Linked DNA regions of Homo sapiens: all the other regions are linked to region 1. A link is a contact called in ENCODE Hi-C or POLR2A ChIA-PET data. All regions are on one chromosome and are shown on one strand. The core of a region is the stretch at or near the end of the contact, and the rest is flanking DNA. Distances in the headings are between cores, read along the strand shown. Region 1 overlaps STARD13 (StAR related lipid transfer domain containing 13). Region 2 has its middle 160 kb from the start of LINC02344. Region 3 overlaps LOC102723406 (a long non-coding RNA gene).

Region 1 (3,770 bases), core at 733-3,232:
GTGGTTCAGTGATGTGTCACCTCTGTACCTCTCATCTTCGGGCTCCATCTCAATACTGAGCAAGATATAGAGTGTAGACACATGGAAGACAATGAGAAAATTTTCTACAGCCCTAGACATTCGACAGCTCTCTCCCTCTCTCTCTCTCTGTTTCTTGCTCCCTGTCTGTATCTCTCTCTCTTTCTCTCTTTGTCTTTATCGCTCTACCTCTGTCTGTCCTCTGTCTATATTGCTCTATCTCTGTCTTCCCTCTCTCTGTCTCTTGCTCTGTCTCTATCTTTCTGTCTCTGTCTGTCTCTCCATCCTCTGCCTCTGTATCTCTTTTTGTCTCATCTCTCCATCTCTCCATCTACATCTGTCTCTCTCTTTTCTATCTCTCTGCTCTCTCTGCTTCTGTCTATATCTCCCTGTCTCCGTCTCTTTCCTCTCTTTCCGTTTCTCTCTCTCCCTCTGTTTCTCTCTCTCTCTCTCTCACATACACACACACACACACTCACTCACACACACACTGTCTCAGCTTGCTCTCAACACTTTGGGAACAAATTTGGAATAAACAAACATAATATTTCCTCTATCACTTATTTAAACCCCCTAATAAAATGGATAATAAGACTTTTTCCAGATTTATCTGACTTGGAAAAATCATGTCCTATGTTTATTCTGCACACTTGTGTCTTCTGTTCCATTTGCTTTGCGATTTTCTTTGCTCGGCTGCTATCTTGATTAGCTGCGTGTACCTTGGTGATGTCCCGTGTTTCCCGCTACCAAGTCCACTTTGTGACTGGCTTCTCTGATGGTCTCTCTGGTAAAGGCGACTCCGATGGAACAGTTTCCAGCTGTCGCACCAGCCCCGGCCGGCCCCAGCATCGCCCCACATCAGCAGCCAGACGGCCAGCCAGCTGAGCCTGCTCCAGCGCTTCTCACTGCTCCGCCTCACGGCCATCATGGAGAAGCACTCCATGTCCAACAAGCACGGCTGGACATGGTGCGTAGCACATTCACCTAGGAGGGGATCCTTGGCTCTAGAGCTAAGTGTGTGATTGCAGAAGCTTCCATGTTTACTTTGTGATATCTGAAAAACCCATTCATTGCCTTCACTGATGATCTCCTGGACATAAGGCATGAGCTCTGCCGTAGCCTCGATGCAGTGGACCCTACAGGAAACATTGCTCTATTTGTAGTTCTCAGTTGGTTTCCAGGGAAGGCAGTCAGGCTCCAAGAAAGGAAAAAGAGACAAGTAAAGGGTGATTAATTGTGAACAGAGGAAATAAAAATAAACTTGCCATAAAATAATCCTGGCAGTTTGCACAGAAACAGCTGTCACTTGTACCTTCTGGCCTGATGCAAAGCTTACCACTTAGAGCATTGATTCATTCAAAGAGCATTTAATTCTTCAAATACATTTCTGCTTTTATTTCATTGGCAAATAGAAACAAGAATATGCAGTAAACCTTGTAATAAGGAATTGACAGAAGCATGTTAGAACTTGAATGTGGACCTATTGTAGATGATTTGGTGGGTTTGAAAAAATACAAAATGTGTCAGTAATTGTTCTATGTTTTATATTATACATATTTAAAAAATCAATGGTGCTTTTATGAAATATTTTAGAAGGTTATAAATTCATGGTCAAATCAATATATGCTTCTGTATTAAAATGTCCTTTGAAAACTACAACTGGCTCTAGAAAAGTAAGATAGAGCCAAGAAATATTGTTCTTCTTTTCTCCCTTCCTTTTCCTCCAACCCCAGCCAGATTTCTTCTTCCTCTTGTAATTTTTAATTTGTTTTGTTTTGTTGGGGACTTTTAAGTGTTCAGCACTTGAGAAATAAGTCTATCACAGTTAAATTGGAAAGTTGTCCACTTGACCTGAAAACAGAGCTACAAATACATTCTGGGAACGTGACTCATGCTGTTTAGTAGCTAGAGATAGCAAGCAGGCAAGGGCCACACAGAGCACAGCAGTGTCCTGTGATTAATGCAGAGAGAATGTTGAATTCACCCCGCATCTGTTGGGTATTCCAACAAAAGCCTGGCTTCCCTCATGCTTGCTTCCAGAGCCTCACCCCACAGTGTGACCCAGGAGGCTTGCATGACCTGGTTTCTGTAAATTCTAGGTCAGTTCCAAAGTTCATGAAGAGGATGAAAGTTCCCGACTACAAAGACAAGGCTGTCTTTGGCGTTCCTCTCATAGTCCACGTCCAAAGAACGGGACAGCCCCTGCCTCAAAGTATTCAGCAAGCACTGAGATATCTACGCAGCAACTGCCTCGATCAGGTAGGGCTGTAACCCCCCCGCTGCTGCCCCACCACCCCCAACCATGGGATTGGATTGAGGGGATGTCAGACTGAGTCAGATCTGCCCAATATCAGGCAAGACATGCCTCACCAAAAATAAAAGGCATTGTGACCTTTATGTAGCAATATTTAATTTGAACAAGACATGTCCTATTTGAGGATGTTTCCTCATTGGCAACTTAAATGATGACCTGGAGTGACTGGGGAAAGTTGACGTTAACAGTTTGTTCCTGGGATGTCTAATTTGCAATCCCTAAAAACTAGAGTTAAGCTATGTACTGTACTGCATTTCCTTTGTAACTATTATTTCAGTGCCACCATTGATTTCACACTGTTCTTTTATCCCTATTATTTTTGAAAAAGAATTAGGTTTTTCATGCCTCCTTTTATTAATTCTTTTTTTTTCCTTTGAAGCAGCATCATGACCAGGAAAACTTAAACCAAACACAGATTTATTTACATCTTTTAAAAATGTGCAAGTAAAATATGAACAAAAGTATCAGCTAAGTCAAATATCCCCTCATTTTATAGAGTTGATTCAATGCTGAAGCTAAACAAAATATTCAGAGATTTGCTGCCTCCGAGACTTTTGGGGCCCACCATAATGGTGGACTGTGATTAAATCCAGAGTGCTGTCCGTCCTGTACTTTACAAAACAAAGGCTTTGCTCCTCCAAATTAACACCCATTAGCTTCTTAGACATTCTGTCCAAAATAAAAGTTGTGTTCTTAATTGATAAATTGCAGCCCTGAATAGTGGGTATATTTCCAGGCAGCTATTCTGTAATAGTCCCTGTTCATCATACTTTTTGATGCCATGCAGAGAATCTGTACCAACCTAAGATTATTTGTACTTTTTATTGATTTACCCTGGTCCTTGGGCTCAGTGGGCAGGAATGAGCTGGCTAGTGATGCTTGTAGAGACCCCAATACTGAGACCACACTTAGAATCAGGCTGGTCTCTTGGTGAACCAGAAATCAATTTTCAGTGCAGAAAAATAGCAGTAACTTCTTCATTTGAAGTTGTCTTTGACTGAACTGAATGTGTGTTCCCCTTTGTCCCTCCTCATTTTTAATTTAGAGAATCTGCACATAACATTTTTCCATATTTGTATGTCATCGCAGAGGGTGGGATGGCTGCTGTCATTGTTGTGAGGATGGCTGTTTAGTTTTGAGAAATGGCCTTAATAGCTTGCCTCTTATTCCCCAGAAATAAGGGTGACAGGCTACTTTTCTAGGGTTCTCTTCTTTGACAGATGCCCCAGCATGAATTGACTTGTGAATCACATCCCAATAGAGTCAGCCAATGAATCTCGTTACTTAAGCAAACATTTTAATTTTTTTAATCTTAGAGGTTTTACTAAGAATACACATTATTCAAAGTTAATGTCCATAGCTATAAACCATTCCTGCCCCCCGTAGCTTCTGAATAATGTGCAGTGCCAATATCATTGCTGTTAGTGGGGCCAGTCTC
Region 2 (3,875 bases), core at 216-2,715, 370 kb before region 1:
GTTTTTACCATGAGGATATTATGGAAACTGACCAATTATTCTAAATAAATTAATAATAGTAATAGTAACAATAATAATGAGGCAGTGTTAGCTGCAAATGTATTTGCTATTGTAAATACACTTTATTTTTTAATAAAATAAACTGAGTTTATTTTTAATTTATAAAAGAATAAAGTTTATAATTCATATGTAAATTCTATAATGCATATGTAAATTATAAAATTTATACTATAAATTATATTATGTTTACATTAGAAATTATATAAGTATATTATAAATTATATTTAAATAAGTAGAAATTATAAAATCATAAATTAAAATGATTATAAATATATTATAAAAATAAAATTATTTAAATAATTATTTAGTTAATATAATTATATATTAACTATATATAACTATAATTATATTAACTATACATAATTATAATAATCACATATTAACTATATATAATTATAATAATTTATATTCACTATCTATTATAATAATTATATATTAACTATATATAATTAAATAATATAATTATATACAATAATATATAACTATATAATATAATAACATAACTATATATAATTATATGTAATCATTATATAATTATATATTATATAATTATAGTACATTCTAATTGTATAATATTAATTATGTAATAATAAAATGATTATATTATAATACTTGTCTGAATAAAAAATAAATTATATTAAATGTGGAAAGATTATTAGCTCAAGATGAAAATTGATTTAAATCATCCATTATAAAAGAGGCATGGAAAACAGAGAGTAATACAAAACAATTCAAAACCATGCTCCTCTTCCTTCTTACTAGCTTTATTCAAAGAAAATATATACATGGCAAGTATTTGGCAAATATTTCCATCCTGTTTAGAAGATTGGAAATCTGAGACACAAATATTTAAATATTTTACTCAAGACTAATAAGAAAGTAAGTGATCCACATGAAGAAAGTGTTCAAGCTTTCCCGTCCTTTAACTTTAGTTCATGCTGCCCCTTGTAAATGTTTATCATTTATCTTCAAGGCTTTCTCGAATAGTACCATGTATAGAGGAGCTCATATTATTTGATAAGTTAGCATTTTCTTAACAAGTCTCTAATGTAAAAGACAAGTTCAAAATTCCACATTTCCACTGAGCTGTCCACTTAAAATGGTTAAGATGATAATTGGCTTAAGTGATGTCTAAGAAAACCTAATGTGATAGAGTTCTGAATAGTTTTTTAATTGACAGGTACAATCACAAGAATGGATGAAATTGGGAAGTAAATTGGTTTCTGATATTATTCTCATGTGTTGTGTATTTTCTGAAGTATTTTTATGGTGTACATGTAGGAGCTAGAAGTATCTGGCATTACTATACTTGACAGACAAGCTCAAAGTGAGGCCCAGAGCTAGCGGAAGTGTAGGCAGGAAATGGAGTCACTGAGTCATGTCATGGGAATGCATGGTTAGTGAGCATTGATAACATTCAGACAGACTGCACTGTTGATTTTGGAAGACTTGTCGTGGGAACCCTAAGTAGAGTCTTTTGGGGGCGCATTTGTTTTTATGTTTTCTACTGTGTGTAAGTGGTCTGGACTAGTTATTTCTTTTTTTGGTGCAGCAGCAAAGAAAACCGTGACATTGTGACCTCTATAGAGTGTATCATATAATCTCTCTGGCAATTGTCCTAAGTGGCCAACTGGTCATTCTCATTGTGCTAGCTATAGTGAAATAAAAAAAAAAAGTACTGCTTTTTTGGTCAAAAAGCTATTTTCCTGAAGCCTCCATCCAGTTGCATCTGGACTATAATCTTAACAGTCAATCCTGTTGACCACTGTTCTATCTTCAGCAATCTTCTCACTGGTAGTAGACAACGACCAAATGCAGTGTGTCAAAAATAAGCCGGGAAAGCCCATGCAGAAAGGTGGGGGAGGTAGAGCAGGAGAGCCTTAAACTCTGATTGTTCTGATTATAATTCCTTTTCACGCCCATTTCGTCTTGCAAGTGGTGGTTTATTCATTCGAATCAACAAATATTTATGGGAAGCATGCTAAATGCAAGGTACTGCATTTAGGGGCTGAGGACACAATAATAAAATCACGGCTCTCCTGGAATTTAGACTAGTCAGGTGAGGAAACAATAAACAAAGTAAGTAAAATGTGTAGTGTGCTTATTAATGGCAATAAGTGCCCCGGGTGGGGGTGGAGTTGAAATAACATCAGAAAGGGGATACTGGGTGGCCGGAGTGAAGGTTTGCAGTTCTAAAGTGGTTGTTTGGTGAATGTTGCACTGAGAAGGTGGCATTCAAGTCAAATGGGAAGGAAGCATCTGCTCTGCTTCTACACTAGACCTGGAGTTCAGAAAGAATTGGAGCGCTTTCTGTCCCAGTTTCAAAGGAAACTTGGAAGTGAGCAGCTAACTCTGGGTAATCAGGTATCTTGATGAACACAGGGTTCCCAAAGTGGTTTTGCCTTTTTGGGTTTACTACTCTGTCTGATGAGAAACCCGCACCAAGTCGTTTACGGTCTCATCAGAAATGTCATTAACCTGGCACCAACCTGTGGATTTTTTTCATAGCTGTGTTCCACTCAGACCTACCTTTGACCTTGGGTGCAGCCAACAACTGGCCACTTTCTGTGAATGTACAAGTTTAAGTGTGGGGCTGAAGAGTTAGTTAGAGGCTGAGTAAATCCTAGATTTGAATTTTCTTAACTTCAATATTTGTCTTCTTTTGGATATGCATTGTTTTATACAGTTGATCCAGAAAATAGCTACTTTTTAAAAAACTAATAAACTTTAATTTTTAGAGCAATTTTATGTTTACAGAAAAATTAAGCAGAAAGTACAGCATTCCCAAATACTGCGCACCCCCACAGTTTTCTCTCTTATTAACATCTTTCTTTAGGTGTTAATATTCTGTATTATTTATTACTTATTACTAATACTCCCTATTATTTAGATGTTAGTATGCCCTATTATCTGCATTTGCTATGATTGACGAATCAGTATGATACATTATTATGAAGTAAAGCCATTGTTTACATTAGTGTTCACTGTGTTGCATAGTTCTACCGGTTTGGACAAATGCGTAAGCAGCTTTACTGATCACGTGAGATCACTTCTGTGTTCATTCTGGGACTTTGGAGGGGTTGGGATAGTTGAGTGTGATAAATCAGGCCCCAGACAAGATCCCTGAATCTAAAGTAGGGGTTGTGTGAGTGTCTGAGCCTTGGTTCCGCAAGGAGGCTCTGTTGTGATAATGGGTTTATGGTTCCTAAAAGTCAGGTGATCATGGCAAACTTTTTAGCTGTTCCACCCCTAATCACACACATTGCTGATTCCCTCTGGAAAATTTAACCTGCTTGGAAGTCCGTACATCTCCCAGCACCACAGAACCTTGTTCGACAGAAGGAGGATACTTCAGAAAATCTATGCAGTAAGAGATGCCTGTTCTTTTGTTGTGTCATATTTGAAGCAGTTGAATAGTCAAAAGTGCACTTAGCATTTGAGTGACTTTGGCAGTTTAACCTCCATGAAACTCAGCTTTCTCGTTAAAAAGAGACATAATTGTTACTGGAAAGGGGTCCTGATCCAGACCCCAAGAGAGAGTTCCTGGATCTCGCACAAGAAAGAATTCAGGGTGAGTCCAGAGTAAAGTGAAAGCAAGCTTATTAGGAAAGCGAAGAAATAAAAGAATGGCTAGTCCATAGACAGAGCAGCCCCAAGGGCTGCTGGTTGCCCATTTTTATGGTTATTTCTTGATTATATGCTAAACAAGGGGTGGATTATTCATACTTCCCCTTTTTAGATCATATAGAGTCACTTCCTGACGTTGTCATGGCATCTGTAAAATGTCATGGCCCTGATGGAAGTGTAGCAGTGAG
Region 3 (3,849 bases), core at 1,286-3,785, 480 kb before region 1:
AGTGCATGCCAGGATGCAGCAGAGCACATTCATTTCAGTATAATTCTGAGAAAAAGAGAAAGGACCCATTTCAACTCAAACTTAATACCACAATTTGAACTTTGAAGTTGCTCAAAAGAGTTCTTTCAGATCTAAAGAGGAAAAAATGACTGGAAGACGAGCCTTTAGGCAACTTATTAACTGTTTTTACTTGCATAACAGATTATCTGGGGGGCCACATGAGCCTTTGACAGAACATCTGTGAAGTTAGAACAGTCTTCGGTCTTTTGTGTACTCTGAGAAGTCCAGGCCACAGGAGTTTGCCATTCTCTGATATTTTCTGCAACACATTAAACTGTTTAATGCAAATTTACTCCATTCTAAATTTGCATGGGGCCCAGGAGCCCTTTGAGAGAGAGCTTGAGTGAGACCTTGGGTTGACATATACAGGGCTGTCTGATGGCCAGGGTGAATGGGTATATTCCCAGAAGGGGAATAGACAAGAGAAAAAGAAAACAGCCTCCCTGAAGTGATGCTTCATGGAGAAGTCTTAAAGGATGGTGCGGTTTTTGCAACAAGGTGTGGATGAGGCAGGGAGTAGGGGCTTCCAGGAGGCTGTGCCCCTGGCTTTCTTTCCCATCTTGAGTGTGGATCACCGTGTCTGATGATCAGACCGGTCAGGTTGTGCCCTAAACAAAGGCACACACACACAGGAAGGCATCATTCACATTGTAGGTTTGTGCACACTTTCTTTGCAATTTTCTGCCAGAGGAAAGTCAAGTGTCTTAAGGACTCGCCTAATTCTTACCAAGGCACTGTTGGAAAGTCAAGTGTCTTAAGGAAGGGGTGACTTTCCTAATTTTTACCAAGGCACTGTTTAGGGTAGGGGAAGCCCTGGCAGGGACCCTTGGAAGAAGAGGGCTGTCTATAGTGGAAAAACTATCACATTAGGAGCCCAATAGTTCTACTTTAGTTCAGTATCTTAGTTATTTTAGCCCCTTAGAACCTAACACAACACCTGGTACATATTTATTCAGTAAATTGGATTGATCAATGCCTATGGGTTTTTAAAGTTTTATCCAGGAGGCATCACAGATCTCATTTGTTCTTTATTCCTTTTGTGTTCTCTTCCCAGACTTGTGGTTTTGTCACAAGGAGATAATATTTTCAGCAAAAAATATAAACTTTCCCTCAAGACACAAATTAGAAAATATGGTGGTGCGGTCCCTGGTGAGGAAGCCATCCTTCCAGGCCCAGAATTTCCTGCCCTGTCCATTTCCAACTTATCATAAATACTTTCCTGACCCCTAAAATGCAGGACACTGATCAACTCAGTTAAGAAGTTTTTATTTCAAGCCTGCTGGGCTTTACAAAGGACTGCATTTGACTCTGGGCATGGATTCAAAGTCCTTTTGAATAAATGACCTGCTTATCTAGCTGTCAAAATGTGGACCTCACTGGCACTCTTAACTATAGCCCTGATTCAAGTTTATGTGCCAGAAACGGAACTTCTGTCTTTCAAATTCAACAAGGTCTTCAGACCATGGCCGCCTTGCACAATATGGACCAGCAGTTGCTATTAGAGCAACTAAGGGTATTTACGGTTTATTCAAATAATGTAGTGCAAAGAATAGGAGGTTTGAAAGCCTGGCGAGGAGTGGAAGAATTGACTTCCATAAATCTAGGGCCCTAAAAATACCTTTTTTGTTCAAGCGTTGGAAAGAATTTTGTCGACCTTTCTGCTTCATTGGCATTTCTTTACGTTTTCCTGGTAACCAGAGACAAGTTGCACAATCGGTGTGGCATTTGGCTCCTGATTCTGGGGGAGAGGGAGCGCTGTCTGCTTTTTCAGCAGGCCCAGCACAGTGGAGCGCGGAGCATTCAGCACTGGGGGAGCCTGCCAGCAGCTGGCCCTGCCAAACTAAACAGGAATCAGCGCGGACAAAGGGAAGATTATGTGGTGGAAAAAGGATACCCCGAATTAAGGCAGGAAAGCCACGTCAATTATATTTGGAAGCGGTGTCTCTCCCCCGGGTTACAAAGCCGTGTCTCTAAGATTTCTGAGGATGTTGCTGTTTCACCGAAAGCTCACCCACAAAAGGTCAGTGGGTGGAGTTCAAACAAAATGCTTTTTCTCTTATGACTTCCTGTGGATCTTGATATCTCGCCACAAGTCTTTCTGCCACCACTGTGCCCTTCCATGCACACTAGTCACAGCAGGAGGAGGACAGGAACGCGCGCCAGGAGCGGATTAGGGGACGTGAGCAGGCGACCCTGGCAGAGGTTCTCCGCGCAGTGGCCCGCGGTGGGCTGGGCGTGCTGAGCACTGCGTCCCTGCTTCAGTCCTGATCTCAGCGGAAGAAAAATAAAAACACAACAAAACTCAAACCAACAAAACACCTGGGATTTCCCGGCCACCAGCCCCAGTGAGTGCCCCCACAGGATAAGCTCTTACTAACTCCTCCTGGTGGCCCCAGGCTGACCTCTGCAAGGTTACTGTTGGGAGTTGAAGGCAAAGCGGCCTGGCCCACTGCTGGTGATACCCAGGCTAGGCTAAGTCTCCTGAGGACACGTGGAGGCTCAGCGCAGGCGCAGGAGCAGCGCGGGGCTGGGAGAACTGGCAAAGCCACCTGCGGTGCTGTGCCCAGGGAGTCCATGATTCTTCTCTCCTCCTGTCTCCTTTTTCAAAATGCAAAATAAAATGAGAAATTTTGTTTTTAACAATAAAAGTAACAAATATATCATCACCAAGATGTTTAGATGTTAGTATTACTGGAAACAACTTGCTTTTTTTTCTCCTTAAATAAGTAAGACTTTGAAGATACAGTAAGGCCCCACCTTCATCCCTCCCCTCCCCAGAGTGAACCTCCTTAAATTTGTCTATATTGTTCCCACGTGATTTTTCTTATTTTTTCCATGCATAGTTTTATTTAAATATGATCTTGCATGGTTTTTAAATTTATGTAAATGATATCCTTTAAATATCTTTTTACAATTTACATTTTGCACTTAACCGGCCACTTTAGGAATTTATCATTGTGAATATCAATGTAAATCTAGCTTTAAGATTGTTTAATAAACTTTTCAATAAAAACAATTATTTTTTAAATCGATTCTATTCAGGAGCATGACTTTTTTCCCCACTTTTTAAATTACAAAGAATACAATTAGCATGTTTGTACATTTACACTAGCACACATGCCTAGTGTATATGGGAGTAGACCCTAAAGAACGAAGAAGTAGAGGCCGGGCGCAGTGGCTCACGCCTGTAATCCCAGCACTTTGGGAGGCCGAGGCGGGCAGATCACGAGGTCAGGAGACAGAGATCATCTCCTGGCTAACACGGTGAAACCACGTCTCTACTAAAAATACAAAAAATTAGCCGGGCGTGGTGGTGGGTGCCTGTAATCCCAGCTATTTGGGAGGCTGAGGCAGGAGAATGACGTGAACCCGGGAGGTGGAGCTTGCAGTGAGCCGAGGTCCTGCCACTGCACTCCAGCCTGGGCAACACAGCGAGACTCCATCTCAAAAAAAAAAAAAAAGAAAGAAAGAAATTAGAAGTAGAATTCCTGGGCCATAGGTCAGTTTCAACATTGCCAAATATTGACAAATTGCTCTCCAAGAGGGCTATGTTAATTTTCAAGCTCACCAGCAATGATCAAGATTTTCACCAAAACTTAGTGCACCCGATTAATTGTATTTGCTGACATGACGGTTTCAAGTGGTACCTGGCCGCTTGACTTTTCAATTCCGTGAGAACTAGTGAAGTTGAGCATATTTTCATATGCTGTTGTCCATTTGAGCTTTTTGCTTAAGCTGCGTATTTACATACTTTGCGACATTTCTATTGTGTTATTGCAGAGTTTTTAA

The links. A loop is a pair of places that touch in the nucleus more often than their neighbours do. ChIA-PET counts read pairs that join two places held with the same protein, here RNA polymerase II (POLR2A). Pooled maps may share reads with other maps.
Region 2: a map of endothelial cell of umbilical vein shows a loop between it and region 1 (11-fold over the local background). The contact joins two enhancer-like sites. A Hi-C loop is called at or near these places in 1 of 168 maps with a recorded cell type or tissue (endothelial cell of umbilical vein) and 1 of 50 pooled maps. POLR2A ChIA-PET finds 5 or more read pairs at or near these places in 1 of 52 experiments (A673).
Region 3: a loop to region 1 is called in a pooled map, with 3 times the contacts of the local background. The contact joins two enhancer-like sites. A Hi-C loop is called at or near these places in 1 of 168 maps with a recorded cell type or tissue (ascending aorta) and 4 of 50 pooled maps. POLR2A ChIA-PET finds 5 or more read pairs at or near these places in 1 of 52 experiments (activated T-cell).

The regions. Positions count from the first base shown.
Region 1 is chr13:33,124,588-33,128,357 of GRCh38, reverse strand. It overlaps STARD13 (StAR related lipid transfer domain containing 13), which reads left to right. Exons shown (of 14, transcript NM_178006.4): 6 at 812-985; 7 at 2,118-2,277. Among named protein-coding and RNA genes, the nearest start is that of KL, 110 kb to the right of the region's middle. Within about 2 kb of position 1,982, at least 25 of the 41 ENCODE cell types and tissues checked have a DNase peak (open chromatin) inside an H3K27ac peak, as active enhancers do; they include A673, ascending aorta and endothelial cell of umbilical vein, where a contact is called at or near this core.
Region 2 is chr13:33,492,586-33,496,460 of GRCh38, reverse strand. It overlaps a transcript of STARD13 not described here. Among named protein-coding and RNA genes, the nearest start is that of LINC02344, 160 kb to the right of the region's middle. Within about 2 kb of position 1,465, at least 5 of the 41 ENCODE cell types and tissues checked have a DNase peak (open chromatin) inside an H3K27ac peak, as active enhancers do; they include A673 and endothelial cell of umbilical vein, where a contact is called at or near this core.
Region 3 is chr13:33,609,242-33,613,090 of GRCh38, reverse strand. LOC102723406 (a long non-coding RNA gene) reads right to left here. Exons shown (of 6, transcript XR_007063750.1): 5 at 2,463-2,658; 6 at 1,313-2,324. It also overlaps a transcript of STARD13 not described here. Among named protein-coding and RNA genes, the nearest start is that of RFC3, 210 kb to the left of the region's middle. Within about 2 kb of position 2,535, at least 25 of the 41 ENCODE cell types and tissues checked have a DNase peak (open chromatin) inside an H3K27ac peak, as active enhancers do; they include ascending aorta, where a contact is called at or near this core.